Linked DNA regions of Mus musculus: all the other regions are linked to region 1. Evidence: chromatin loops called from intact Hi-C (ENCODE). Cell type or tissue: heart. All regions are shown on one strand. Links, peaks and the distances in the headings refer to the core of each region. The heading gives the core; the rest is flanking DNA.

Region 1 (8,071 bases), core at 1,159-6,158:
GCTTGTGAAATATGGAGTTCAAAAATTTCAGTGTTTATTATACCTGGCCACACATGTGCTAAAACAAAATAAAGTTAATTATGAGCACACACACACACAAAAACCAACAACAAACAAACCCTCTTGGCCTACACAACCACCCTGTGGACTTTTGCAAATGTTAGCAGATTCCTGGTCCAAGCATAGGAGAAACTGATGGGAGGAATTGTGTAAAGAATTAAGCATCTCTTGGATGAACACTGGCCCTACTTAGCTTTCCAAGCCTTGGCTTCTTCATTGGTGCTCAACATTCCCACCATTTGAATTCCTTGATCCTCTTGGTCCCCACTGATTCAACTCAGACAATTTTTAGCTCCAATGCTTTTGCCTCACAAGTACCCTGGCCAGTGGCTCTCGGCCTTGGCACCTCCATAAGATGATCACTGGAATCACCCAAGCCACTTTTGGTTTGAGGTTTTGTCTTTGTCTGTGCCACAGTTGTACCTAGACGAGTGTCAAGATATAATGGTGGTGTCAGGGGTACCGTTGATTCACATTAAAAGTCTACTCAAGTTATAAAATGAAGGAAAGAGCCCATTGGTAGATAAGACAACATCTCTATGGTTCCACATCTCATATCTCCTAGCTAGGCTGTGGCTTCTGCCACATAACTTGCCTTTACAGCCCCAAGGTCACCCAATGTCTTCAGCTCCTCAAATCTGCAGTCCTCCTACCCACAGTCTGCCCTGTAGTTTGCCACATGACCCATCAAGGCATACAGATTGGGATCAGCTCACTCTGGGTTCCCGTCCACAGCCCCTGAGGCCAGTCAGGGCCTTGCTCATCTAGGAGCATGGCCTACAGGAGGTTTCGCTCAACTGCCATTCCCCTTGGGGTAAATTTTCTTATGCAAGAGCGCCACAAATTCCTTCCTTCCCACGTTGACATCAGTGAATCTTTCAGGAACAGACTCCAAGCCTTGGCCCTGAGGAGTATAACTCATAACTAGCATTTCAGCCAGTCACATCAGGACTCAAACTCCAGATGCTGGAGCCTCAGGAGGATTTGATCCACTCTGGTACACAGCAGGCCACACACCCCAGGCCTTCCCATAAACTGCTTTATTTTCTCTTGGTTTATTTCAAAGAAGCAGAAAGCAAACTGGAATATTCCAACCATGGTAGGACAAGATGACAATACAGTGGAAAACAGGTAAAGAAGCTGACCACTGCAGGTCATAAACACCAGGAAGACATTATAAACTCAGGAGAGAGCAGAAGTGGAGCCTGGAGATTACGTCTAGTCAATTTACACTGTAGTTTGACCAACTTATAAGTATATCGCTGTCTTCCTTTCTTTCTGGTGGGCATTAATCTACCTGGCAGGTATGGGGGGGAGGATTAAGTATACATTTGTAATGTTTTAGAAATAATTTTTCAACAATAATTTAAAAATTAATAACATTTGAAAGTAAGTGTCACCCTAGCATGGAAAGCCAAGTCTATACGTAAGCAAGAACAGCCCTGATAGGACAGGTTCTTTTCTAAGTCAGAACACCAGAACACATACAAAAACACACACACACACACACACACACACACACACACACACGTGAACACATACACATGAGCATACACACATATGAACACACACACATGAACATACATACACATGAACACACACATGAACACAAACACGTGAACATACATACACATGAACACATATACATGAAGATATACACACATGAACACATACACACATCCCAACAGCTGGTGACAGGCACACAGATTCATACACAGTGACAGAAAGCTCCAAGGTTGGGCCCCAGAGGCACGTATCAGGGTCACAACTAACTTCAAAAACCAAATGATTTTAACTATGATAGCCTATTTTAAACCTACGTGGGGCAGAGATGGCTGAGCAGGTAAGGAATCTTGCCATCAGCCCAGCGACCTGTGTTCGCTCCTCAGAACCCACATGGTGGATAGAAAGAGCAGCTTCTGTGAACTGTCCTCGGGCCCCACAGGAATGCACACAGAAAACTAATATTTTTTGGTATCTAAGACTCTACATCTCCTTTGCCATGGGTTCCCTGCTTGCTGACCTTGCTCTGTGCTGCCACAGTGCAGCGGGCTCACCCGGGGCCCCGCTCCCAGGCCTCTGCAGTTAGACTACTTACTGTATTGTATTTCCTTACAGCTGGCGTATATTGGATACCTGATGCTCTTCAACTACATCGTGTTAGTGAAGATGGAGCGCTGGCCTTCCACTCAGGAATGGATTGTCATCTCCTACATTTTCACTCTGGGAATAGAGAAGATGAGAGAGGTAACAAAATGAAATAATAAATAAATGAAATAATAAATAAATGAAAACGGAAGGGAGATGTTGGCTCATCGACTCTGGCGAGGGAGAGCCAAGAGGGGAACGTGGGGTCCAAATTAAGCCCCAAACTGTGTTCTGGAGAGTTGCTAAGGGCTGCTGCTCTCCTCTGTGTCAAACCTAGAGAGGTATCCTAGAGCAATTAAGTCTATTTCCTGCTTACATGCTTTTTGCTCCAAGAGTTCTCCAGTGGGCTTCGATATCATTTACACCTCTGTCTTCTCATCCCTGTGAGGATGACGCTGTAAATTTTGCTATTCTTAACTCCCATCTCAGCCTCTTACTTGGGATCTCCTTGGGCATTGTCCACCAATCCAGTGTCACCTCTCCAAATGTATTTCAGCAACTCGCCATCAAGCACAGTTCCCTGAGTTCAATGCCCAGAACCCACACGGTGAGCAGGGAGAAACAACTCCTCTGCATGTATCCTTTTGTTCAGTTTGTTTTTGAGTTGGTTCCTTCTTGATGTCTATCCTGCACATGCTGATCGTCCGCCAGCCTTCCACCCCTAGGGAGCATCATGGAGGCTGGACACACAGTTGTGGTATTTCAAGTTGAGGATGTAGTAGTTCTCTCCTCACCTACCACCAGACAGCCTAAGAAATGCCCACCCCTGTGTGACATGTTTGAAGTCAAAGCTAACCACATGGACAGGATATTTTATTCAGTGCTAAAAAAGAAATGAGTCATGAGGCTATGGGAAAATGTAGGTGTGTAATCATAAAAAGAAAAAAATCTGAACAGGATATATTCTTTATGATTCCAGACATGAAGTTCTGGGGAAACTTGTGGGGGAGCACTATGGGACCAGTGAGATAGGTGGTTGCCGGGGTAGGACTTTGGAATGATGGTAGGTGAAGGCTAGGGCTTCTAAGGGCACAAAAATTCTTTGTACGCCTTTCTAGTGATGGATTCAAATTGTTCCACATAGGTTCAAACCCATAGAGTGTACCCTGATGTGAACTGTAGTCTCTGAGTGATAATGTGTCAACATCAATCCACCACTTAAGACCCTTTGTAGGGATCCACACTTACCATGGAAAGTGCCTTCTGCAAACTTAGTACTGCTCCAAACACTTAAGTTTTAAAGAGAAAGAAAGAAGAGAAGAGAAGAGAAGAGAAAAGAAAAGAAAAGAAAAGAAAAGGAAAGGAAAGAAGAGAAAAGGAGAGAGAGAAAGAGAGAGAGAAGGAAAACAACAAGAAACAAAAAAAGAAAGAAAGAAAAAAGAAAAAGGAAAAAAGAAAAAAGAAAAAGAATAGCTAACCCCAGCCGCCCTTTTGAGTCCAAGCTTCTAAAAGCTCTGTGGTCAAGAAACAGTCCACAAGAGGGCGCAGCAATCCTGCCCAGTGCGCTCCACAAACTCCAACCTCACCAGAGAAAACCTGCCCGGAAGGAAGACAGCAAGGTGAAGCGACTCCTCTGCTTGTTCCCTGGAGCTGCAGTGAGTGGGCGGGGCCGTTTCAGTAGGAACCGTTCCTGTCAAGGCTGCGGTTCTGGGAGCCCCGGAACAATCCTGGTTTCTTCATTACAGTGGGTGGGTACGGAGGGAGGCAGGGCCAGTTGTTAAAACCTACAAGCCCACCTTCGTCACCCAGACAGCTTCACAGACTGAATTTCATCTCTGGGATGGTTTCCAAAGAAGAAAGATGTGCTATCTATTAAACTTAACTGCACTGAGATTTACATACACACACACACACACACACACACACACACACACACACACTTTGCATTCAGCACCTTTCTCTGGAGCTGTTTGGGTGCTATTTTCATTCTAATTAGCATTCCCCCATCCCAGAAGCTTGAGAGTGGTGTACAAGTCTCAGTCTGATTAGAGACTGGATTAAATGACTAGGGGACCAAGGTAGGAAGATGTCTGTGTTGGTGCGGCCAATTCTCTGCACTGGGTTCTGCCATTCAGAGGGCCTTCCGTTTCTTGAACAGTACCATGGACTTGTAAGCTGAAAAAACAGAAATAAATTTGCCTGGGACTTTGTGTAGCTCTGAGAACTGAGCCCGCTTCCGCTAGGAGCCCTGCCGCCTTGTGATGCCAGCCAGTATTCTGGAGACTCAATACCCAGCCACATATTCCTTCCCCATCACAAGCAGAGGAGGGAAAGACTGGAGTGTGGAGACTGGAGTCTGTCCAGGACGAGGCTGGAAGAAGACAGGGAGCAGCCTGTACTCCGCGGACTGTTCTGGATTAGCTGCCAAGTGGGCAGGCGGCCAGCAACCTCCAGCCCTGGCTATCCATTTCTTAGGAAGCTGCGCGTCACGGCAGGCAGGGTGGGGCTTCCGATGCCGGGTCAGGACCGGGTCAGCTGAAGAGTGCTTGTCTCTGAGGAAGATGTGGGGAAGTGAGGTTGTGGCCATTTTTGTGTGTGTGCCTGACCTTTTTCTCTGCAACTGGTGAGGTCGCCTTTCCCCCTACCCCCATGTCTTTACTTTGAACTCTGTAAGGAAGGGCTCAACTATGGAATGGGTGACAACTCCCACAAGCACTGGCCTTCCTGCCTCCTCGTGGTTGGTACACAAGCCCTTGGGAACTCAGATGCTAGATCCTGGAAGGATGGAAAATTTTGCATGCTTCCGTGCCTCCCAAGCAAACACGAGGAAGGCTGTGGTTTCATGTGCTGCCTTCCCATTCTCTTTAGCGCATACTTCTGCATGTAGTCACCAGAGCCGGGCCACAGTAAGCCCTTAATACTATGGAACTGTTTACAGCGAGCCTTAGTAGACATTATCTCACCCAGTTCTCCCACAAGTCTATGAGGGCAGCGGCAGCCATGATCATCACATCCACCCACCACCCACCCTCCCACCCCCCCCACCCCCGTTTACAGGTCTGGGAAACAAGATTGAGCAATTGTTTGGTATGCCACAACCAGAAAAAAGTGAGCTAGGTCTGAAACCTCTTGGGTCGTCTGAAATTCACTTCCCTTTCCACTCTCCCATGATGCTCTACTGCAGTGGTTCTCAGCCTGTGGGTTTTGTTCCCCCCCTTGAGGGTAGAATGACCCTTTCACAGGGGTTGCCTAAGACCCTCAGAAAATGCAGATATTTGTATTATGATTCATAGCAGTAGCAAAATTGCAGTTATGAAGTGGCAACAAAAAATGATGCTATGGTTGAGAGGGTCACTACAACATGAAGGACTGTATTAAAGGGTCACAGCATCAGGAAGGCTGAGAACCACTGGTCTACTAGATCCCAGGATTCTAAGGCCCGTGTTAAGGGATGGCTTAGCAGTGATGGCGCAGAAGAGGAACTCAGCCATTTACTCCTGGTTCACACCAACTCCCTCTTTATCTCTCTAGCTAGATAGATAGCTTAGGAAATGCAGTATAATTTACCTGTAATGAAAGGAACCCATGCTGAAGTGCTGTTTGATGGTCCTTTGCTTACACATACAACTCTAATCACCAACGATGTCATGGTTTAGGTTTTTAAAGAGCACATTGTGTGTTGTTGCTCAGGAAATAAATGGTAGGCTGGTGGCCACAGTGACGACAGGCATGCCATTAGAAAATCGGTGCCACCATGTGCCTTATCTAATGGGACTTAGACTTCAGTGGCAACCATGGGGGTGGAGAGAAGCCATTAATGGGGTTGTACTTGCAGGTGATGCAAGAGAGGAATGGGAGGTGTCCTGTAGGAGTGGCCCATGTCCTTCAGTGCTGAAGAGCTGTTTACTGAGATAAAGATTTTGTAGCTCTGCAATGTGTTGGGAATACATAATGTTGTAGCAAAAGCCTGCAGTGCCTCAGAATTGCCAGACAATACCAAGGATCAAACCTGTTGTTTACATCTGCTTCCAGACTGTGTGCACCTGGATGACCTAAGCTTAGCTCAATTGTAAATTTGTAGCATACAGGTATTCGAGTAGCCAGATAGCCTCCTATGTCCACTAACGGACAAAGAAAGCACTTACCAGCTGAGCTGAAAGTATAGGAGAAGCCAGACCTAAGCCCTCTCTGCTGCCTCGTAGATCCTGATGTCGGAGCCGGGCAAGCTGCTGCAGAAGGTGAAGGTGTGGCTTCAGGAGTACTGGAACGTCACAGACCTCATCGCCATCCTTCTCTTCTCGGTGGGAATGATCCTTCGTCTTCAAGATCAGCCCTTCAGGAGTGACGGGAGGGTCATCTACTGTGTGAACATCATTTATTGGTATATCCGTTTGCTGGACATCTTCGGCGTGAACAAGTATCTGGGCCCATATGTGATGATGATTGGGAAAATGGTAAGCAAGGTCAACTGGTTCCGTGTTACCCATTCACAGAGGCAGATCCATAATCGTAGACAGAGAAATGTGAGTCATCTGGATTTGCTACCAAGGTCTGCAGGAGATGGCCCCAGGGGTGTTTGAGTTTTTAAATTCCCTTTGAGTGTTTTGTGAATTTGACTATAATTGCTATATAAAGACTAAAGAATTTAATCACCATCCACCGATTTACTAACTGAAGCATATGGAAAGATCACCTGCATTACGTCAGGCACAGGCTTACGAGTAGAGCAAAGCTGGGCAGTGGTTCCATAGGCCTTTGATCCCAGCACTCAGGAGGCAGAGGCACACGGACCTCTGAGATCAAGGCCCCTTATCTACAGAGCTAGTTCTAGGGCAGCCAGGGCTACACAGAGAAAGCCTATCTCCAAAGAAAAAGAAAAGTTGGGCAAAAATGCCGTTTTGTGAGATTGGGGCAGAAGGAGAGGAAAGGAAGTACTTTGCATACAGGGTGAAAGATGCTCAGAGAGACCTACAAAGTACAGAAAGACCACAGGTAACAGTGGGTTCACTCAGGATGCTCACAGAGGCCAGGCTTGGAGGAGGACTTGGGCTCTGTCTTAGTCAGGGTTTCTTTCTATTCCTTCACAAACATCATAACCTAGAAGCAAGTTGGGGAGGAAAGAGTTTATTCAGCTTACACTTCCGCATTGCTGTTCATCACCAAAGGAAATCAGGACTGGAACTCAAGCAGGTCAGGAAGCAGGAGCTGATGCAGAGGCCATGGAGGGATGTTACTTACTGTCTTACTTCCCCTGGCTTGCTGGGCTTGCTCTCTTTTAGAACCCAAGACTACCAGCCCAGGGATGGCACCACCCACATTGGGCCTTCCCATCCTTGATCACTAATTGAGAAAATGCCTTACAGCTGGATCTCATGGAGGCATTTCCTCAATGATAACTTTCTTCTGTGGTAACTCCAGCTTGTGTCAAGTTGGCACACAAAATCAGCCAGTACAGTCTCCAATAAAGGTGTTAGCAGATTTTGAAGACTCCTAAAAGATGAGTTCTTGAGGTGACTTTCAAAGCTGCATGTGGTTGCCTCACTTAGATTCCCACCATTGGGATGCTAAGGATGCCAGATTCCAGGCCACCCAGGAAAGTTTGTCTCAAATGCCTGTGAAGGTAAAATAAGATCAAATAAAAATCCTTTTAAAACGGGGTTTTGGTCCACAAAGAGAAGACTGAGTTGAGCTGAGGTAGGGAGGTGGGATCTGAGTGCAGGGGATTTGTGAATACTGAGGGAAACTTCCCAGTGAACCTGGCTCCGGGGAGCAAGGCACTTACTCCTTTAATTGTAGAAAAGAAAAGAAAAAAAAAGAGAAAAGAGAAAAGGGAAGGAAAGAGAAAAGAAAAGAGGCTGGAGCAATGGCTCAGAGGTTAAGAGCACTGCTGCTCTTCCAGAAGACCTGGGTTCAATTCCAAGCA
Region 2 (8,071 bases), core at 1,080-6,079, 610 kb after region 1:
ACTGATTTCAGATTAAAAGAAGAAAAGCCAATGGGTGTGTCTAAACATGCCCATTTGTTCCTCTTCCCTGCCATTACAAATTCCGAGATGATTCAGTCACTTCCTCCTACGGTCACCATACCTTCTGGGACACCAACTGGCTTTCCCTTTTGGTTAGAAATGAGCGGAGGCTCTGTGCAATTTGTCCTCTAATCAGTCCTTCCACTTTTAGCAACAGGAACCTCCCAACAGATGTCTGGAGAGTTGAAGTCATGACATCACCTCATCACTGTTACAGGGGAAAGGAGTCTTTACCGCTGACCACCTCTCTGTGATCGTGTGTCTCTGGCCACAAGCTTCCACACAGTTCTGGACTCTTCCACATGGTTCTTGTTTCTAGATAATACTCCGACTTAAGTAGGAATGCTTAGGCTGAGAAAAGTTAGACTACTTTTCTAGCTTATCTAGCTAGAGATAAGCTTAGGTGTGCCTGCAAGTGGACCTGAAACAATTTGCTGCTCTTGGAAATACATCAGTAAAGGGCAGACCTCTGATGCCATTTCAGAGAGCTACATGCTTTTAGAAACGACTCCTGCCCGTAGGCATAAGGCGTGCCACCTGGCCTGTGGCTTTGCTTTCACCGCTTAGCCACCTCAACTAGATTAGAGGTGAGCACGTGACCTCAGCGAGATCAGCAGAGTGACCTCAGGACTTCCATGGGGGATGCTGGGATGACATTTTCCTATGCTGTCGAGGTGGACAGGGAGCACACAGGTCAGGGCTTACAGCCATTTTGAGACTCCAAGAAGAGCTCATTTGAGAAGGTGCCATCTCGTAGAAAGGGAATGAGAAGAACTCAGGTTTTTAGGGCATTGTTGACAGCTAGAAGGTCAAGTCTTCCGATTTTTAGTCTCTTGTCTTAAAACTTATTTTTCTAATTTCCATTTGAATGTATATATAAAACACATATATATAATATATTATATGTGTATATGTATATATGTAATATATATTGTACATACACATGCATATATGTATACATGTATATTTATATATATGACATGATTTTTTTGCTATAGGTGAGAAGGTTAGTGTGTAAGGAAAAAGACTGGAGAGGACAGAGGATGAGCTCTGAGCTTTGGCCATCAGAAGGCATTTTCATCGTGCCCTGTCTTGCTTCTGTGCATACAGTAGAAAGGAAAATGAGCAGATTTTTTTCACTGTATGTCAGACAGTCATGGTGGTACATGTCTGTTACCTCAGCAGTCAAGGAGAGACCAAAGGTATGAGGATGGAGATCTGCCTGAGCTACATAGCAAGATCCTGTCTCAAAACAACCAACGAAAATGTTGTATCTCCAAGAACAACTCCTGCTGCTGTAACCTCAGTCTGAGTCACAAGTGTGTCATGCCAAGGAGTTAGACAGTATGGGGACATTTAGTCAGAATTGGTAGTATGCAGAGTTCCATTTCCCTGCCGTCCCAACTGCTCATAAAAACCCCGTCAGTCATACAACCGTTCTAAAGATAAGCCTCTGAAACACCCTCTTTCAGGTGCCAATAATGGCTCCAAATCAGACAGAAATTTAATTTATAATCTTTCCCCAACAACTTTCCTACCTTATTTAAGTCAATCTTATTTTCTACAACAGTAAGGAAAGCAACTTGCAAAAATCTTAAATAGCTCTAGAGATGATCCAAACTGTTGCAGTGCCCTGAGCCCTCATCCAGGATCTGCATCTCCACAACTGGGGGGCTTCTTCATCTCCCCAATCCTCGGCCCACTCAAGCAAACTTGGCTTAATACCATCATCTGTATAAAAACCCAGGCCTGTTTCAACTCAGTTTCTGCTTACATATAAGGTTGTGTTCATGTATCTTACAGTCTCTCCCCAGCAGAGTATGCGCCCCTTCAGCCATAAGCCACAGCTTTACCGTGGAGGATAACCTAACCGATCTGTGTCCTTGGTACCTGGCACACATAGTAAGTCTTCAATAAAAGCTCATGTGGAAGGAATGTCTTTATTCAATGTTTGGCTACAGCTAGCACTCCCTGCTGACTTCGTGTTCCCTGCCATCATGTGCCTTGGGCCGTAGAAGAAGCAGACTTAAAGGGGGGATTCCCATAAATGGGATGATAGTTTCTCACAAAGCCAAGCATGGAATGTCATGTGATCTAGAAGTTCCACTCATAGGTATACACTGTACTTACCCTTCTAGGGTGAGCGTGCTTAAGTGGTGTGTGTGTGTGTGTGTGTGTGTGTGTGTATTTGTGTGTGTGTTTATTATTGTGTTGTGTATAAGATTTCTGGGGCATGTTTAGTGACTCTGAGTCTAACTTTCTTTCTTTGTTTTTATTCAACAGGATCTTATTATGATGCCATTCCTGGCCTTGATTTTACAGACCCCTGCCTGCCTCTGCCTCACAAGAGTGCCAGGATTACAGGTGTGAGCCACCATACCCCACTCTATGAGTAACTTTTTTTTTGAGAAATGCATAACTTTAAAAAGGACCGCCTAATTTTTCTACAGTGCCTGCAAGTGTTTTGTACTCCAGTAGTACAGGCGAGGAGTCTGTGTCTCCTCTTCAGAAGTAACTCCCCCCTTTTTTGTAAGTGATGGCCATCCCGGTAGCAAGGCCTTTTTAGGGTTTGATTTCCCCTAGGGCTAATGGTGTGGGTCATCTTCTGTTTTCCTTGCTAGTTCTTCATGTATATATTGTAGGCATTGTCCTACCCTCTGCCCATATTTAAGTTAGATTATTCTAATTAGTTCTAGTCTATTAGTTATCGCACCATAAGAATTCCTTACTCTTCAGGAAACTTTATATGTGGTTTGCAAATGCACTTTCTGCTCGAAAGTTGATTTTACTTCCTCAGTAATGTTCTTTGATGCACATTTTTATTTTTGATGACTTCAAATCTGTCTTCTTTTCCTCCTTCAGTGACCTGTGTGCTTTGGCCATCTGAACTCCAGGCTTCATGACCAGCTGAGTAGTTTCTTTCTCACTTCCCTGTTTGGAAGAACAAATGTAGCCAGCCACTGGCTAGTCGGTAACTGAGTCCTCTAAGGACAAGGACGGGATCTAAAGAGCAGAAATGCCTGAGAAAGAAGAGGTCAAGTGGTCAAACATGAGCCCCACCCTAGTACATGCTTTCAGCAAACCTGTGACAGAACTTTCCCTTGGGCATCACTTTCTGTGCATCCCAGAAAGTGATGCACAGGGAATGCCACAAGCAGCCCCAAGAAAATTGTCCTGTGCAGCCAATCTTACACCTGGCAGCTGGTGCCACCCAGTGGTGGATATGAGAATGACATGGGGGTAGTAATTCAGTTGGTAGCTAGGCAGATTCTGGGTTGATTCTTAACAGCCCAGGCTATTAGGAATAATGAACATAGATTAGCTAATAAGTCTGTAGTGAGATAATAGAGAGCTCTTCGGATATATTCCCAAGAGGTGCATAGCTGGATCTTATGGTAGATTTTCAGCTCTTTGAGGAACTGCCACACTGATTTGCACAGAGGCCATACCAGCATTAAGTGTTCCCTTCTTTGGCACTTCTACTTTTAATGTATGTCTGACCTAACAACTGCAGGCTGCTATCTTGAGGTTATTTCACAGTAGTGAAAGAGTTAATAGAAGGAAACCATGACTGTGGATTGGAGCAGATTTACCACTCAGCCTTCTGTTTGATCTTACTCTAAGATCTACATGGGAAAAAATTAATAATCATAAACTGATTAGAGGAGAGGGGAAACTACAATAAACAGACTAATCATTTAAAGTTTGTGTCCAGGTATTTGTTTCTCTAGGATCATGTTTCCACCTGATTCAAATGAGCTTTTCATCTGCTATTGGCAAATATCCACTTTCAATGAGTCTGAAGTAAAAGGGGGGTAGGGAGTCAAGATTTTGAGGAATCTCAAGATCAAAAGCATGGTGTATATTAAAAGGAGGAAAAGATAATGTATGTTATGTGACCTCATGAGTAGTGGGTCATGTGGCTTGTATTGTCTGCCTCACTCCTATTCATGTAGCTGTCAATGTTGACATAAGGTTGTCTGTGCAAACAAGCATTCCCAGGCAGTGAGAAATAAAACCACTGAACAGTCTCGTACTTTTAGACATGACTATTGAAAGAGAAGGTATATATACACCAGATCCCATTAGCACATCATAAAAATCTCCCCTGCAAGTCATATTTTACTCTGTGACTTCTAATTTTTTTCTTTACTCTTAGAATCAAGCACTAGGCTGAGCTTCCAGGATCAGCTTCCAGAACCATACTTCGTAACTTCTGCTACCATCAGAAGGTCCCTCACCACTTCTGCTGATCTCTGTGAAAGTGGGTTCTCCACATTCTGATTCTTGATACCCACAAAGCCACTGAGCCCTCAGCTGCAATTGCTATGAGAGCCCAAACATCTGCCTACCATGTTTGCTCCCAAACAGCCCCATGATGTGAACATTTGTCTTCCAAAGCTCTTAGGGGCATCTGCTTAGCATTAATTAAATCACACGAAAAACCCAGAGATGAAAGTAAGTAACACATTTCATTGTAGACTGAAAGTCGATGCCCCATGATTCATGCATTGAACCCTATTCCTCAATGTGATGGAATTAAGAGTTAACCCTTTGAGAAGTAATTAGGTCATGAGGGTGGAGTCCTCCTGAATGAAGTAATAAATATAAGGGGATACCCAGGGCAAGGAGATACAGTTTCAGGGGAGTTTCACAACTCATGCTGGAAGATGTGGACTCAGGGAGGGAAGAGCAAGGAGATGAGCCAGGTAAAAGCACCTCATACACAGAATTCCACACCATATATGGCAGGCTGTGGAAGTGAAAACTGGGTCAGAGGTAAAATAAAGGGCATTCAAGTGTGGAAGAGCCACACCAAAGAACAGCAGAAGTAGAGACAATGTAGGGGGTGTTTTGGCCTTTGGATAACAACTGTTAGTGCAGACGGTAGCTGACTTTCAGAAGATAACTACAGAAAGAGCCTGGAGCCCAAAATAGCAGTTGCACAGAGGAAAATGACCTCTCTATCCTACTACTATTATTTAATTTTCTCTGAACACTGTAAACACCTTCACGGAAAGATGGAAGCTGATGTGAACAAAAAGAAGAGAAAAAAAAAAAACCTCAACTAGCAAACTGCTTCCAAATGCATTAGTTCTAGTGTGGAAACAAAAATAACATGAAATAGCAAACAACATGTTTTCAAGAATCACTATTCCCATAATACTAGACCCTTAGTAAGAATGACCTGGGAGAACTTTCAGACAATTACTTCAGAAGAATGATTCTGTGTTTGACAACTCAAAAAATGTATATAAATGTACTCAAGAGAATAAAAACAAAGAGCTGAATGAAGTGAGGATGACAGTTTAAGACAGAAAAACAAAGTTCAATATAGAAATACAGTTATTGAAGAGAAGGCAAACTGAAATGGTGCTGAAAGCAAGAAGCTCAATAAACCTCAGTGGGAAGCCTCACTAATGGAATGGGGCACATTTAAAACACTATTGGGGTTTGAAAACAAGATAAAGGATAGGGCAATGATAACTCTCTCTCTCTGTCTCTCTCTCTCTGTCTCTCTCTCTCTCTCTCTCTCTCTCTCTCTCTCTCTCTCTGTGTGTGTGTGTGTGTGTATGTGTGTGTATGTGTGTTTGTGTGTGTTTGTGTGTGTTTGTGTGTGTTTGTGTGTTTGTGTGTGTGTGTGTGTGTGTGTGTGTGTGTGTGTGTATTTGTGTGTGTGTGTGAAGGCCAAATCTTCTACTTTGGGGCACAGAAGAAGGAAAGTCACATCAAAGGCATAAAAATAAACTCACAGAAGAACATTCACCAAACCTGAAGAAGGAGACACTCATCCAGAGACTACAAAGCCTATAGAACACCAAATATACAGGATGATATAAGACACTCCCCATAGCATTCTATAGTTGAAACACTAAAATACAGAATAATGAAAGGTATAAAAAATAAACTGCATGAGAGAAGTGTCCAGTCACTTACAAATGCAGGTCCACCAGAAAACATTTAAGTGCATTTATAGCCAAAAGGACTTGGCAAGATTATTCTAAGTTCTGAGAGATCACAACTGCCAAAACAGGCTATTATACCTAGCAAAACTATCTATTATAGTTAATTTAAATGTTACATGGTTAAAAGCAGACTAAAGGAGTTTGTGACACCTAAGTTACTCTAAAGATGATAATTGAATAGGACTGAAGAGATAGACAAATGCACCAAGGAGAACGCAAGGGATTAAGAAGCAATAGAAGGTAGTTAAACAAAAGAGGTACAAGAAAACATTAACAAGAAACAAAATGAGAGGATAACAAGAACTTTTAAGATTAGTGATCTCAACTCCCCAGTCAAAGCCTGACTAGTAGATTGGATTAGAAAAAGGAACCCATCTTTTTTGCTACCACCAAGAAATACATATCACTATCAAAGATAGAGACCACCTTAACATAGAGATCAAAAAAGTTATTTTAAACAAACTAAGAAACAAGAAAGTATAGGTAGTCTAATGTTTAACAATCTAGACTTTAAACCCAAACTAGTCAGAAGAGATAAGGAAGGTCACTCCATACTGATTAAAATAATAATAATCTACCAAGAGGAGATTACAGTTCAAAAACATTTCCACAAAACATGGGCATACCCAACTTCATAAAATAAATATTACAATATATGAAAACACAGATTAATCTCAATACAATGATAGTGGATGGCTTTAATACACCACTCTTAACAATAAACAGGTCAACTGGTCAAAAACTAAGCATAGAAACATTGAAGTTAAATGTCATGATATGTTAAATAGTTCTCACAGATATCTACATATTATTACATTCAAACACTTTATATTATACATTCTTATCTGCAGCTCATGGAACTTTTTCTAAAACTGATCACATAGTAGGACACAAAGAAAGTCTCATCATATACATGAAAATTAAAATCAGATTTTGTATCCTAATTAATTATAATGAAAAAAGTCAGATATCAATGATAATAAAGAAGATTGTTTAACACTTGGACAAATTAACCAAAACAAAGGAAGAGAAGACCTAAATTAATAAAATTATAGGAGAAATGAAACATTACAAAAGGTAGCAATAAAATTCAGAAAATAATAAGGACATACCTTAAAAACATATATTCTACTAATTTAAGAAACTTAAAAGAAGTGGATGAATTTCTAAGTGCATGTGAAATGCCCAAATTAAGCCAAAGTGAAAGGATTGAGTGAATAAACAGTTCTACAACCAGCAACAATAATGAAGCATCAACAGAGACTCTCTCACCTCAAGAGGTCTGGGACAAGATGGATTCACTGCAGAACTTTAGCAGAACTTCAAGGAAATAGCACTTAAAATATCTAATTTATTCCATAAGGTAGATAAATGAGGAAAGCTTCTAAACTAGTCTTATGAAGTAAGTATTATACTTATGAATAAAAAACCAGATAAAGCACATCCACTCTCTCTACTTCTAGTTAATAGAAAACTTGGAGTCTTAGCGACAAGATAAAGGAAGAAAATAAAAAGATAAAAGTAGGAAAAGAAGTCAAAGAATCAGTGGTTGCAGATGATTTGATTCTGTGTGTAGGCAATTCAATGCTCCCCACCATAACATGCTTAGAGATGATAAATGCTTTCAGCAATATGGCGGGCTACAAAATCAACAAAAAGCAGGAGCCTTCCTATATACCAATGACAAGCATACTGAAAAAAAATCAGGGAAACACAGTAGATACACACATAACCACTACAATGATACACACACACACACACACACACACACACACAACAAAGAAGACTTTGGGAATAAGCCTAACTTCAGGTTGACTATCTCAAACCTACAAAGCCATGTGGGAAGGGAGATTCTACTGGAAACAAAGACTCAGGAGGGTATCTCTGTAAATCCCACAATAAGGCAAAAGAAGCTTTTGAGGACCTCCATGATATATGCAGGCAACCTAAAGGGAGAAGGTCCAGAGAATGCTCCTGTAAACAGCCACAAAGAAAGAACAATTATGGAATGTTAGTCACATTGGAAAAATCTAAATCAGAGGGCT
Region 3 (8,071 bases), core at 1,080-6,079, 220 kb after region 1:
CTCTGGTTGGTGGTTCAGTCTCTGTGAGCCCCTGTGGGCCCAGGTTAGTTGAGTCTTCAGGTTTTCTTGTGATGTTCATAACCTCTCTGGCTCCTTCAATCCTTCTTCCTCCTCTTCCGTAAGATTCCCTGAGCTCCACCTAATGTTTGGCTGTTGTCCTTTGCATCCGTTTCCATCAGTTGCTGGGTAAAGCCTCTCTGATGATGGCTATGCTAGACTCCTGTCTGCAAGTACAGCAGAGTACTATTAATAGTACCAGGGATGGGCTCTCTTTCATGGCATGAGTCTCAAGCTTGACCAGTCATTGGTTGGTCATTCCCTCAATTTCTGCATCTTTATCCCTGCACATCTTGTAGGCAGGACAAATTCTGTGGCTGGGTTGGTGTACTAACTCCTCCCACTTCTGCCTCCATTGGAAGCCTTGCCAGGTTATAGGAGGGAGTCATTTCAGGTTCCATATTCTCCATTTCTAGGAGTGTTATCTAGGGTCACCCTCATAGATTCCTGGGAGTTTCCATTGTCCTAGGTTTCTATCTCATCCCAGAGATGCCCCCACCCCCCACCACCACCACCATGCCCTGACTGCACTGATTCCGGTTCTCTAGAGGGTTCAAGTCTAGGGAAGACAGAGAGGGAGTGGTGGTGAGAGAGGACCACACCTCTTAATAGTGCCACTCACTCATATAGGCCAAGTATTCAAACTCATTAATTTATGGATGCTATTCCTATTCAAACCATCACAATCACTATAACAAAATAAAGCAGACTGCTTTAAAAAGAAAGGCATGTTTTGGCTCATGGTTCTAGTGATACAAGTCCTAGGAAGGCAGTGCTAGTATTGAAGGCATAGAGCTTCACCTGGCAAGGGACAAGGGTACTAGAATCTGCCAAGAACTGTCCTCTGGGCCAAACAACTGCTCTTTGGGGAGTTCAGCTATACCCCCTTGCCAAAAGTTTATCCCAGTTGTATTGGGTGTTTACCTCCTCACGTAGAGAGGTAGGAAGGGCTGGGAGACCCTCACATGAGTATCCAACACTCTCTACTATCTCTTGTATGCAACTCTTCCTAAATCGCATGTGATCTCAGGGCTGGGCTAGAGTAGAGAGGCTGAGAAAAACATGAGGAGGGAGCTTAATCTACATGGCTCCCATCCTTGCTGGGTAAAGGTTTTCCTGGTGTGACCTGTTGGAGAGGGAAGAGCTCTGAAGCCCCTGTAAGAATCTACTTACTTCTGCTTTATAAGGAAGCCCAATACCCTTCTTTGGTGTATTTAGAGTGAAGTCAGGCAGAAGCCTGTCTTGGTTTGTCAGGGTCTTAGAAGGGAACCTGTAGGTAGACAAGCGTGGCTTCTAGGGACTGACCTATTGTCCTCTGGCTCCTTCAGCAAGCACAAAGCATAAGGAAAGCTCTGAAAAGGGACATGAACCTCGAACTCCCAGATTAAATGATATTCTCATGTGTGACCAATTTATCGATCTTGGCATATTCTACCATCTCACAATGGGGATTAAACTTCAATACATGAAACCTTGGGATCAAACAATATCCTACCCATTGCAATAGACAATGGGGAGGCACCCTGGGGAGGCATCCTGGTGCCCTGTGTGAAATGCAAATGGGTCTCTAAGGGACAGAAGTGTGGGCAGCACCTGAACAGAAAGACAGCAAGGCAGGGCAGTAGGTGGAAGGTGAGGTGTTTTGTCAAATTTGCCTTTCTTTTCTCAGTGAAATAAGCAGCAGGGGTTTTGGCTCAGAGTGTGTTTGGAACCAGGAGGGTGTCTGAGGACAGAAGGTGCAATCTAGTTATTTCAGAGTGTGGGAAAGGAAAGTCCCTGGGGATATGCAAAGGGACAGTGTTGTGAGCCCACTAGAGACCATAAATTTAGAGTGGTAACAGTTGGCCTCGATATTTTAGTCCAGCATGGCAGGTTGGAGAGAAACTGCGTCTTGCCAGGAAGTTCCAGGAACCAGGTGAGGGGTGCATGCATAGAGACTATGATGTCACAGCTAGGTAGGAGGGACGTAAGAACAAGATTGAGCATTGAAAAAGGAGATTGGAGGCCACAACCAAGTTGAAGAATTGTTCTGAAAGAAGTGTTAGTTGGTGTCTTAGTCAGGGTTTCTATTCCTTCACAAAACATCATGACCAAGAAGCCAGTTGGGGAGGAAAGGGTTTATTCAGCTTACACTTCCACATTGCTGTTCATCACCAAAGGAAGTCAGGACTGGAACTCAAGTAGGTCAAGAAGCAGGGGCCTATGCAGAGGCCATAGAGGAATGTTACTTACTGGCTTGCTTCCCCCTGCTTTCTTAGCTTGCTCTCTTATAGAACCCAAGACTACCAGTCCAGGAATGGCACCACCCACAAGGGGCTAGGCCCCTCCCCCTCTGATCACTAATGGAGAAAATGCCTTACAGCTGGATCTCATGGAGGCATTTCCTCAAGGGAGGTTCCTTTCTCTGTGATAACTCCAGCCTGTGTCAAGTTGACACACAAAACCAGCCAGTACGGCTGGGAAGTACGGTGCAAGGCTAAGAGTTCAGAAATGGAGGTAGTTTCTGGTGTTGCAAAGGTCTAGGGTACCCAAATAACAATGGAGTGTTTCAGGGTTGAGAATCTCAGATGGGCAATTTGCCTACCTGAATGCTAACCCCACTAACAGTGTTAACAGCTGGGAGGGAAGGCTGTTAAGTGTGTGGGACTTTCAGAGCATGAAGGTGAGCGAAAGTCAGAAGACTTTCACAAGGCGCCGGGTGGAGCTAGCTTAGCCTGGGGGCAAGGTCTAAAGCTGCAGAGGGAGGGAAAGGAAGAGGCAACTCACAGCGAACAACACTAATGCTAACAGGTGCTAAATTCCACTCCAGAGGCCTCATAAACTTCGTCCTCTCCTTGGGGGGCTAAGAGGCCACCCAGGGTAAAGGATTTATTCAGGGTCCTGGGCTGGGAAGGAAACGAGAAACAACCAGACCTTTTATTTCCCTTTCTCTGTTTCCTAAATGCCAACAGTGTTTTGGATATTTAAAAGGACACTTAAAATGCCCTTGTTGTTTCTGCCTTTGAACGACCAGTGCCGCTCAAGGACAGGGCGGTGGTAACCATGGCAGTGAGCAGAGGGTGGTGAAGAGGTGGTTTTTAAAATGGGGTGAACCTCAGACAGGCGGCAAACAGAGCTGGAACCTCTTGTCTTCCTTGGGGCCCTTTGTTCATTCAGCTTAACTGTAAGGAAAAGCTGAATTCTTCCCTGCAGGGAGGCAAGCTTAAAAAGAGAAGGGTTTGCCTCTCTCGAGGTGTGTCCCTGGGAATAGATTTCGGGGGGTGGGGGAGCACTAGGAAAATTTGGGGCAGCTGGCACAAACAGGGCACAAACAGGACAGTCTGGGATGGCAAAGAAACTAGCTGTCTTGCCTCCTGGGTACAGAGTTCTTAGGACCTGTCAGCTGTCTCGCCACCTCTCCCCAGACAGGTGGCCGCTCATGGGGGTGGCCTAGTATTCCAGCCAAAAAGGCTGCCAGGCCCAGCCTTTGCAGGAAGGTTTGGGGTGGGGGGAAGGGTAGAGGAGACAAGAGAAGGAGAGAGCTGACGCACTGCTGGATTAGGAGCTTTAAGAGCCTTCCCTTCCAGGACGAAGACGCGCCCCAAGCGGTCACAGGGCAGGGCAGGGCAGGGCAGGGTAGAACAGGGCAAACTGGAGGAGGCACATGGGCGCAGGAAAAGTCCCATGACTGCAGTGTTTTGCGGCAGGTTTCCCAGCTGCTGTAGGCAGAAGGGAGGCAGTCCCGGGTGATGGGCGAAGGGAGGGAGAGGGAAGAAGAGGGAAGTAAACAGGAGACCACGGAGAGAGCCAGTTCCCGGTGTTCAGAGAACACCAGCCGCCTCCGGTCCCGGTGGGTGGCTGTATGTGTGGAAATGAAACAGGGAGTGGGAGGGAGAGTGAAGAACAAGCATACACTTTTTTTTTTTTTTTTTTTTTTTGCCTGTCATCCACTCACCTCGTCTTCCCGACCCTGCAGCCCACGTCCCTACTGGGGTAGGGGTGGCAGGAGGTGGGAAGGAGATTGCTCGCCAGGCACCCACCCCTAAGTACAAGCAACTGTCGCTGAATCAGAACTGTCTCAGCCGCCTGTCACCTGCGCTCGCTCGGGAGGGGCACATGGCATCAGACTTGGGACTTGCGACGAGAGGGGGTGGAGGACCCAGCAACGGGCCAGAGCGTGGGGTGTCTCCGGGAACTGGGAAAAGCTGGGAGTGACTATCTCCAAACATCTAGGGGGACATCGGGGAGAATGGGTGGGACTAGGGGCTTAAGGGGACTTGGAAGCAGGGGGAGGGGATGACAGAGGGCGGGAGTGTCCTGCAGTGGGAAGCACCGGGGAACGGCGCCGGGGCTGAGGGGCGGCTGCTGCTGCCGCCAGTGCGCGGGGTTATGCGAGGTAACCGAGAGCCTGGAGGAGGAGGGAGGCGGCGTGGGCCGCGGGCCGGGGTGTCTGGCGCTCGTTGGACAAAGAGATGATGAAACGTGAGCGCTATATTTACCAAGGGGGTGGAGACGGGTGGGAGGGGGGTAAAAAGGACAAACTGTTCCACAACAACCACAGGAAACACAGCCCTTCTGACTCACCCAGAGGGCCGCGCCGACCCCAGCGCAGCCTTAGCCTCGAGGCAGAACCATACTCGGGGGGCGCCAGCACCCGGCCGAACCCTGGTGCTCTGGCTGGGGATGCATAGGCTTATAAATGAAAGGGACACCGGGTCGAAATACTGCTTGAGTGTGTGCATAGCTTTTGTGGGGTAGGGGAGGGCAAGGAACGACATTAATTTTTTTTTTCTTTTTAAGCCGGGTGGCTGGGTCATCGTAGGAAAGATGTGGCTGCAGTCGTGGAAAGCACGATTCCTGCAAAGTCATCTCCACTCGCACAGCCTGGCCGGCCAGCCCGCCCCGCCCAGGGACAGCAACACCAGCCACCCCACCTCTCTTTTCCTCCCCCACCCCCGCGCCTTGCACGCAGGGCCCAGAGTTGGGGTGCGGTATGGACTATGTTTAGAAGCTGATGTCATCGCGACACCCTACTCTGCAGTCTTCCCAGAGGGACCGCAGGGCAGGTTTTCCTGATCTTCGAGGATGTGGGGGTGGAAAGTGGCCTGCCTTCTCAGCACACCTCACACCCATGGTACCTCAGGGATTAAAAAAAAAAGAAAGAAAGAAACATCGCTAGAGTTACGAAACAGGGAGGCGCGCTCACGTGGAGCGTGCGAGCCCAGTGGCTAGCGCCCCAGGGGCCAGCAACCCTCCCTCGTGGCTCCACCTCCACCTCAGGTGTGGGGGGGCTAATGTCAAGGTTAGCTCACGTGGGCGCGGGCGCCCGGAGCTCCTTGCACGAGTTTGGGGCGGATTCCTCGTCCCCCAATCTAGGGCAGTTTGTTCAACTGCAGCAAAGAGAGCTTGATGTTCCAGCAGGGAAGGGATTTCTGAGAACTGGGACTGTCCTCAAATGAACCTGCCTCCTCCGGCTGCTGCGGCGGCGGCCGCCTGCGGAAGACTTTTTAAAAGGGCGATGCCAGGCCCAGACGCTCGGCGCGCAAGTGGCTGAACCGCCCGCCACTCTGCGGCCGGAGCCGAGCACCCGCCCCGAGCGCCACGCGGGGCTGCTCTGAGCTCAGGGGGCTGCCGGCTAAACTTATCCTCCTGCATATGCATGAACGGATGGCCTTTCCGCTCCGCAATGGAGAGGCCTGGGGTTTTGCGGTAGGCTGCTTAGTGGAGCAAGAGTAAAGTAGGGCGTCGTGGAAGTTTTCGCGCCGGAGCTCCCCGCCCCCTCCAGACACTGGGTGTTAACTCAACCTGGCTACAATCGGTTCGCCAGATCCGGCTTTATCGGATTGTTTCAAATCCAGGGACGTCGCTCTAGTGAAGAGCCCACCCCTTCATTCCTGTCTCTATTCTTCCTAAACTCACCACCTTTCAGCAAAACGAACACAGCTTTCCCCAGTAGGCCCTTTATGTGCTCTGGGTGAGATTCCCTAAAGCTGCTGAGCTCAGGCCGGGAAAGGGCGAGGTGAGGATCTATCCCAATGTGAGGTCTGACACGTGATCCTCTACCCCCAGCGGGCCATCTGTTCTTTTTCCTTCCCGCCGGGAGGCTGGCAACTTTGTCTGGGCAAGGTCCACGCCTCTCAGCAGGAAAATACCGAGAAAAGCCAGAATCGGCAGAAACCTGTATCTACAGCATGTGACTTTAAGCTGAACTTCGGGCCTAGAGCTGGGACCATACTTGGCCATCTGTGTTTTAAACTAAGTGCCAGGTGATTAGCCCCACCCAACAAGATGGGGGAAGCCCTGCTTCGGGCTCAGTCTAACTCTGTCTCCAGAAGAGGGGCCCAAGAATCGGCAGCGTTAGCCTGGAAACACCTTACCGGGGTTTACCTAGGAAAAAGAACAGATTCTAAGCCTCTAGGCCACTTCCTACAGAGCCGTGTAAGAAGGGGGTGGGGGTGAAATTATGAATTAGGAAAAAAATGGCATGCTAATTTTAGCTTTTGGGAGGTGGCGGCAGGGAGTTGGAGGCTAGCCTAGGCTCTGTTTTTTGAAATAATTTTGAGGGGAAAAAAAGCATTCTCGTTAAGTACTGGCTTTAAGGTTCCCGAACCTTCACCGTAAGGTGACACAAGCAGATGAGGCACTGTTCTGAGAGAGCAAATCTTACTCTAGTGTTCCCCCTTCTCCATTTCTGTGTGAGACAGAGTCTCACATACCCCATAATCTCCTTTTCTCTTCCTCCCTAGTTCTGTGACTTCAGGTACTACAGGTGTGACATTCTACAGGCCCACCCTGGCCTCTAGGAATTTTTATAAACCCCTGCATCTCGGGAGTCTGAAGAGACTGCAACTGTGTTAAATCTAATCCTATCAGTCCAGTCCGCAGATAAGAAAATGGCTGGGAGAGGTGAAGTGAGGTCACAGATCTCATTTAAGGCAGAAGAGGCCTTATAGCCTTCACATTAATTCTACTGGGAAGCCTTGTAAACAAGGCTCACTGTTCTGGCTACAGGCTAATAAGCCATAGCCATGGGAACTTGGAAGATACAGCATAGGGTAGGGAGACTGTGCAAAGGAAAATAACATGTACTAGAAACAGTTACAATCTTTGGGTTCTCTTGTTCCCCTGGGTGGGAGTATTTGGAGTAGAAATGAATGAAGACTAACTTGGGAAAGCGGACCTCTTAGATTTATGTGCCATAATATTAACAGGATATTTTGCCCAACATTTAATTGAGATAACAACATGCTGGCTAAATAGCATTAGCTGGTTTTAATCATAAAACTATTATAGTACATTTCAATACAGATAGAAAATATTGTTTAAAAATACAAGGAAAAAAGTCATGATGTGGGAAATACCACTTCTGGTGCTCTGTGTTATCTATCAAACACACGTATGATTCGTAACATGTGCATGTAGCTATCATCCTATAGAGGACAGACTCCCTTTGTGTTTTGGTATCCCCTCACACTTAGTTCATTACCAGGAATGAATGGTCAGAGAAGGGGAGCACGGGGTACAATGGCAGAATTGCCGACTTTGAAGGGACTTTCTACAACAACTATGCTTGCAGATCCATAAGAGAAATTCACATGGATGAGATCTGCTTTCTTGGTGTTCTTTATAACTGAATTGGGAGTATTGAGAGAGTGTAGTCGGGATCCTATGAAGCTAAAGGGCACTAGAAAGAAGGCAGCTAGATGTAAGGGAAGTTAAAGTTTGCATTTAAAAAACCCTGAGGTTAGTGTATTCAAACTCAGAGTCTTTAAGGGAAGATAGAGGCTCCTTCTCAGAGAATAACCTGCCCTTAATCTTTGGTAGCCTTTCAGGCCGAGGCCTGAGGAGACTTCATGAGTGAAACTAATACCAGTGGAAATACAAGTGTGGGAGGCTGTGTAGGCCTTTGACCATGAGGCTCTTCAACTGATCCCATCTATGCTGTGCCCTAGGGAGGCAGGCAGAGGTGCAAATTCCTAGGGACAGACTTTATCCTAGGGGGTAAAAAAAAAAATCAAAATTAGGCAGAACCAAT

What was found. A loop is a pair of places that touch in the nucleus more often than their neighbours do. Peaks named below come from ENCODE experiments on the same cell type or tissue, not always from the same donor. Only the 100,000 strongest peaks of a DNase experiment are listed, where the experiment ranks them.
Region 2: a loop joins it to region 1, with 4 times the contacts of the local background. A loop is called at or near these places in 22 of 42 quality-filtered maps.
Region 3: a loop joins it to region 1, with 16 times the contacts of the local background. A loop is called at or near these places in 16 of 42 quality-filtered maps.

The regions. Positions count from the first base shown.
Region 1 is chr19:22,912,253-22,920,323 of GRCm38, forward strand. It overlaps Trpm3 (transient receptor potential cation channel, subfamily M, member 3), which reads left to right. Exons shown (of 26, transcript NM_001362491.1): 20 at 2,179-2,307; 21 at 6,351-6,602. Among named protein-coding and RNA genes, the nearest start is that of Gm52388, 10 kb to the right of the region's middle. In heart, for the core only: CTCF peaks have their summits at 3,684 (motif pointing right) and 4,494; DNase peaks (open chromatin) are centred at 3,789 and 4,599; H3K4me3 peaks cover 1,277 bases; H3K27ac peaks cover 1,448 bases.
Region 2 is chr19:23,520,649-23,528,719 of GRCm38, forward strand. Gm34012 (a long non-coding RNA gene) reads left to right here. Exons shown (of 3, transcript XR_386614.2): 2 at 1,864-1,962; 3 at 2,344-2,404. Among named protein-coding and RNA genes, the nearest start is that of Gm34012, 28 kb to the left of the region's middle. In heart, for the core only: a CTCF peak has its summit at 3,277 (motif pointing left); a DNase peak (open chromatin) is centred at 3,263.
Region 3 is chr19:23,130,523-23,138,593 of GRCm38, forward strand. It overlaps 2410080I02Rik (a long non-coding RNA gene), which reads left to right and starts at 3,976. Exons shown (of 2, transcript XR_386610.3): 1 at 3,976-4,432; 2 at 4,837-6,589. In heart, for the core only: CTCF peaks have their summits at 3,652, 4,663 and 5,575; DNase peaks (open chromatin) are centred at 3,729, 4,469, 5,269, 5,439 and 2 weaker places; H3K4me3 peaks cover 2,632 bases; H3K27ac peaks cover 1,992 bases; H3K27me3 peaks cover 2,615 bases.